Regions from separate parts of the Homo sapiens genome. Here region 2 is linked to region 1. The links are chromatin loops, found by intact Hi-C in ENCODE. Cell type or tissue: psoas muscle. All regions are shown on one strand. Links, peaks and the distances in the headings refer to the core of each region. The heading gives the core; the rest is flanking DNA.

The links. Peaks named below come from ENCODE experiments on the same cell type or tissue, not always from the same donor. Only the 100,000 strongest peaks of a DNase experiment are listed, where the experiment ranks them.
Region 2: it touches region 1 in a loop (2.0-fold over the local background); 3 of 110 quality-filtered maps call a loop at or near these places.

What each region holds. Positions count from the first base shown.
Region 1 is chr13:40,343,143-40,346,057 of GRCh38, forward strand. No RefSeq gene overlaps it. Among named protein-coding and RNA genes, the nearest start is that of LINC00548, 120 kb to the left of the region's middle. In psoas muscle, for the core only: no CTCF peak of the experiment used is centred there; DNase peaks (open chromatin) are centred at 1,219 and 1,609; H3K27ac peaks cover 2,500 bases.
Region 2 is chr13:40,597,348-40,600,262 of GRCh38, forward strand. The region is part of intron 1 of FOXO1 (forkhead box O1); the gene reads right to left. Among named protein-coding and RNA genes, the nearest start is that of FOXO1, 68 kb to the right of the region's middle. In psoas muscle, for the core only: no CTCF peak of the experiment used is centred there; a DNase peak (open chromatin) is centred at 1,394; H3K4me3 peaks cover 1,374 bases; H3K27ac peaks cover 2,500 bases.

The DNA.
Region 1 (2,915 bases), core at 187-2,686:
CATTTTTCCTGAAGCAGCAGATTCACACCTGATGCATTAGTGCTTTTTATCACCTAGCAATATTTGTCATCCAAAGGGCTGAGTACCTCAGTTACCATCTATCAGGTTATATTTGTTTGCTGCTTTCAGCCAGTTGTCTCACTGTAACCTGCACTTTACTCACACATAATGGCTCTAAGCGAGAAAGTAGAAACATTTATTAGAGTTCAAAAATTCTTAGTTGTTGAGCTCCATCCATTTCTCTTTACTAGTATTTGTCCCTTCTCAGCCCCTTCTTTCCCCCACAGATCCAATTTTTCAAATAATTTCAGTTTCTGGACACATAGCAGGTGTTCAATAAATATTTGATAATCTGATTTAAGTCACCGGACATAAAAGAATATTCCAGAGAGCAGAGATGCTAATCACAGAATTGTAGACCTAGCAGGAAACTCTGAAATCAAACAAGCATCTCATTTTGGGGATGAGGAAAGGGAGCTATAGAGAAGTGAAGGGATTGACCCAAATTCCCACCCAGCTGTTTATGGGCAGCAGCGGAACCCAAATCAAGACTCTGCTTTCAACCCACATGACATCATAATTATGAAAATGTTTTGCTTGTTCTCTCCAAGGTCTGAATGTTCCAAGGTTCCAACCAGAATACAGTGTTGTTTTGCTATCACCTTGACCATGGGAGTTTGTGATTAATGTAACACTTTCCTTTCAAAGATGGGAAATTTTTAAAAGCTGGCAGATAAAAAACTAGAATTCCTTTGTTTGCCCAAGACAGTTCATTCAAGATTTTACAAACCTGGCTATATGCCAGAATTATTACCTGGGCAGCTTTCAAAGTACAATTTCTCCACCAAATCAATCTTTGGACTTGGCAAGACTTGAGAATCTGTCTGTTCGTTGCTTGTTTTGGATTCATTTTTGTTTGTTTGTTCTCCCAGTGATTCTGATGCACATCAGGTCAGGAGACTGCAGATCTAATGAACGTCAGCTCCTTAATCAACCCACACATGGATGGTGGTGTGTATTTGAAGATATTTGAGCAGGATGGCACTACTGATAACCAGTTCTCCTGAAATCACAAGTAAAGCCACCAATCAAAATACATGTCAAAAATAGTAACCTATAATAATGATGTTGAATATAAATCCCACTGGCTGGACCATTTGTTCTGGTCTGGGTGCCTGGTCAGTGGGGAGAAGCCCCAAGCACTGCCCTTTCTGACGCATAAGCAGCTGGTGAAGCTCTGCTGCTGTGGCTGAAACCTCAGACAGAGGCAGCAATAGAAGGGGAAATCACGAGGCAAGTGTAATTTAAAGCCTTCATATTTATGTAGACAACTCTTGTCTACATATAGTCCCAGCACTTTATCTCTCTTTTGGCTCTCATTCCCTCTCACCACCTTCTTTCCAAGTAGTTCCATGAGTTCTGGGAATGTCCAGAACTGCACATGCCCAGGACTGGAAACAATTTACCGAGTCATCTGTCAAGCCATAGTTCATGCTTTTCGATTGGTTTAGGTTACTAAGCAACCTCCTTGTCACTCAGGATAATGACCTGACTCTGACTTCCAGGAAAGACAACACAACGTGGGATCCTGGGTGCAGGAACACCATCAGGTGGGACTCTTGCCAACCTGGGTATGAACTCTGTGCGGTTGTACTGGGTCAACCATTTGGCCTCTCTATGCAAAATAGGGGTGAGAGGAATAGCTCTCCAGCTGTTATGACTTGAGATAATGCATATGAAGTACCTAGCACAGAGCCAATGCTCCCTAAACGGTTGCTTTTATTTACAACAGCATGAGAGCAGAAGAGCGACGGCCACAGGGAGTGCAGTGGGGGGCATGTTACATCTAGGACAGCCCAGTCATCGTCACAGTTAACAGAGAGGAGACAATTCCAGAGCCCTCCAGACTACTGCTCTCCCAGATGCCTCTGGAAAACTACATAAATAGCTGGCCTATGTTTGTGTTGTCCCAGTTGGCACCGGGAAGTTTGAGTTCAATGCATCATTTCTGCAAAGCCTCCAGTATCCAGAAAACTTAAGGCTGGCCATGGTAACTGGCCCCAGCATGGGCCCGTGTCAGTCCCAGGCTCAGCATCAGTGGCTCTTTGAGGCCATGGCCTTCACAGTTGCTTTCAGCGCTTGTTAGTTTATAAGCTCTGTCCATGACCTGGGGCCAAGGCAGCTGATGCTCTCCCAGCTCCAGGATGCCATTTAACACAGGGTTTTCACTTCTCCTTGAAAGACACTTGTGGGGAGAATGGAGAGGAAACATTCAGCCAATTGTGTGAAATTGCTCTTAAATATCTCTGCCAGGAAAAGCCAACAAGTCAAAAAGAGAGGTCCTGAGTGCTTAGCACTCTGTGCTTTTGAATTTAAAGTGAGAAGGGACTGGATGATTTCGAAGATTTAAGAATAAACCAGAAACCAGGGCAGGGACTCCTCCAGGACTTACTGGCACCCTTTGTGAACAAGGGCCCATGCCTTCACCGCAATTAATGTCTCAGAGTCCTCTTCTAGAAAGAGGTGGGATGGAGGATTCTCTTTGTAAACCTAGTAAGATTTAGAGCAGGCTACCTAGCTCAGAGAAATAGCACTGACTGCCAAAAGGCAGGGAGCACCCTCCTGTGAGGACTGGTGCAGACAATCGCCTGTAGCCCCGCTGGGAGTAGGTAGGCAGAATTCAAGGAAATACAGTCCTCAGCAGAGGCAAGCAGGGAGGAGAGCATGCCCAAGCCCAGGAGGAAGAACTAGGTGAGGCCCTCCACGCGCTGCCTGATGGCTCTTGATCAAAAAGCTCTTTCTATAAGGGGTGCCTGGTCTCTCTTCCTAAAAATCTGTGCTCAGCACTACAAGGAGTCAGATTCAGGACGTGGATGCCCATAGGCATTTTTATGCTTAATCCATAAAGTAGTTGG
Region 2 (2,915 bases), core at 94-2,593, 250 kb after region 1:
TTCTAAGGCAGACATCTTCCCAATAAGAGGGTAGTGGGAACACAAAAACATCTTTATTATCAGAATCACCTATGTAATTCAACTACACACATTTCTGACAGAGCCCAAGGCCCTTTTTTATCAGTCCGAGCTGCATCCCTAACTGTGATCAGGACCTGTAAAGGACAGCCCACCACCTGGAGGCCCTTAGTCATGGCTTCAACAAGGTCCTGTGCCAAAATGGTAAATGGCAATGCTGAGTCAAGGTTGGAGCCTAAACCCTACATCTTCCCCCGGTGAAGGGTCCTGCCCTAGAAAGAACTTTCCCCTAAGTCTCTTCTGCCAATTCAGGGCAGAAAGTAATGGTCAGCCTTGGAACGCTGCTGACTCGCACCCTGGGAGCTTCTAAGGGGCCCTGTTCACCAGGGTGAAGGCGCCTCTCTCTCACTGCCCACACACCCTTCTCCAGCTCAAAGGGCCTTTTCAAAGGGATTAGAGGTGTGCTTCAAAATCTTCATTAAGTAATTTAATAATGTGTGTGTCCAGTACTTCAGTCCCCAAACAGAAAGGAATGTGCCCAGGAGCCGGCAGGCAGAGCCACATTCTTCCTGTTAACCTGTTATGGTGGCGGGCGGTGCTCGGGCCAAGTCCTCAGAGGCTTTCCCAGCCTCAGAGAATCGGGCTCTCGTTTTCAATTTCCAACTTGGACTTTTCTCAGTTTCAAATCATAGGCTAACAGAGGTTGAAGACTGACAGGGAATAAAATCCTCTACCAAGTCAAGACTGTGATAGGCAAAACGGAACAAGCGAATGAAAGAGGCCCCAGTTCAGAGGAGGGAAATGGAAATCTACTCATGGTTAAGTGAGCAGACAGAACACCGGCGAAACTGGCTCTTCAGGTGGAATATGGCACAGGGTAGCAACTTTGTCAAGTATGATGCATTAAATACAGTAACAAATGGGCAGGATGGTAGTTTTTAGTTCAGTTTTTGGGGCTTTTCTGTTGATGTTGTTACTGTTTCTTTAAAGAAGGGGCATTCACACAAATAAATTTCTTTCCCTAAAATTCTGATTGAATTCATGACCATTTCTGATATATTATTTGCAAGAGGGAACAAAAACAAACGAATGAACAAAAACAAACTAATGAAATCAACCAGTCTTTTCCACTAGCACAAAAAAAAAATCACACAACATCAAAACTTTAAAACACAAGTTGATACTTTCTTGAATAGATTCTTTCAGGAATATTTACATATATGTGGTTCACAAGGTCACTACCCACCCAAATTTGTGGGGTGGTTTTTATGAGCTAAGTTCTTGTTTTGCCCTTCCTAATGTCCCATCTCTGAACCTGAATACACCCCCAGCTCTGCTCTACTCCCAGTGTGGTTCTGAGGCCAGCAGCACTGGCATCACTAGGAGCTGGTTACAAATGCAGGACCTTGGGCTTCAGCCCAGACCTACTAAATCAGAACTGACAAGATCCCCAGGTGATTAATATATACACTGAAGTTTGCCATCTCGCAAAATGGTTTATTATTTCATTTTCACAGCTCAATTAAGAAAGTCTTCCTTAGTCATATGTCTTCCTACTAAGTACCATTTATGGATGCTTCTCTGGTAACTAGATGACTTGGGAAAATAAATCTTGTTTGTTGTATGAAACACTTTTAAGATAAAGTTCTTTTTGATATGTACAATGTTTTGGGGGAAGGGAGAATTGCTTATTCCATTAAGAGCTTTCTACAACACACCCTACTGCCATTATTTCTATTGATCAAAAATTTACACTATAAACAAGAAAAAAAAAAAACAAGTATATCCACATTAAACCAAAGATACCAACTGAACAAAACATGGCAATAAAAGTCAAGTGAAAAACACGCTGAAAAAAAAAAAAAGCTTCCAAGGTCTGTTTGCAGAGTTAGTCTTGTCAGGGAAGAATTTATCTACTATACAATTCAGAATGAGAGCGACTGCTTCTGTCTAAAAGAGATGGGATTTCCCCCACATGCCAGGCCTTGCCCTCAGCATTTTATATACTACACTATATAATTTAAGCCTCACCACAGCCTTACACGATTGGCACTGTTTTACTGAGGTCTAATTTACACACAGCCAAAGGCTCAAATGGGCTGTGTACAGCTGGACGAAGTTTTGTACGTGGACCCTGTGAAACCACCACTCACAGGTACTGTCACTTACTAGCACTTATGTTCGTTTTGTTTATTGAAATTTATACAAATGGAATCGTGTGGCATGTGTCTTTGTGAGCCTGGCTTTTTTCATTGAGTGGTTCTAGATAGGGTGGGTACGGAAAAGGGATGCCCTGCTAGGAGCACAGAAAAGTGTAAAATACCTCAAAGGGAGGGAGTGCCCCTCCTCCGGCCTCGGAGGGGTGGTAGAGGAATCTGTAGGAAAGGAAGCTGGAAAGATGGGCCTTTCAGATGGTGAGTGGTCTTGATGCCCAGCAAAAGGATTTAGATTTTATCCTCAAAGTAGCAGAGTGTCTGAAGATGCTTCAGGAGGTGAAATGTTATAATTAAAGTGATGTGTCATCTTGCCCACAGCAGAGTGAAGGAGGAAACTGGAGGCAGCAAGCCGATGAAAAGACCAGTGTAGTGACCCAAGTATGAAATGATGAAATGGTTCCAGCCAACCAGGGGAAGAGAAAGAGGAAAACTCCAAGAAGCTTCAACTCCATGCTCTACTGTGGAGGCAACAGAGTTGAACTGGAGTTTTTCCCACTGACCCAGCGCTGAAAACTATCCTCACCTAAAAAATTATGGTAAGTGCTATTCAAAACCTGATGACTTCAGGAGGAGAAACCCATTTCAAAGAGGAAGACAAGTTCAAGGCAACAGCCAGCCAACTGGTCCCCACTGAGTTGACAAATTAGACCAAAGCTCAGGAGAAAAGATGGAGAGAAATGG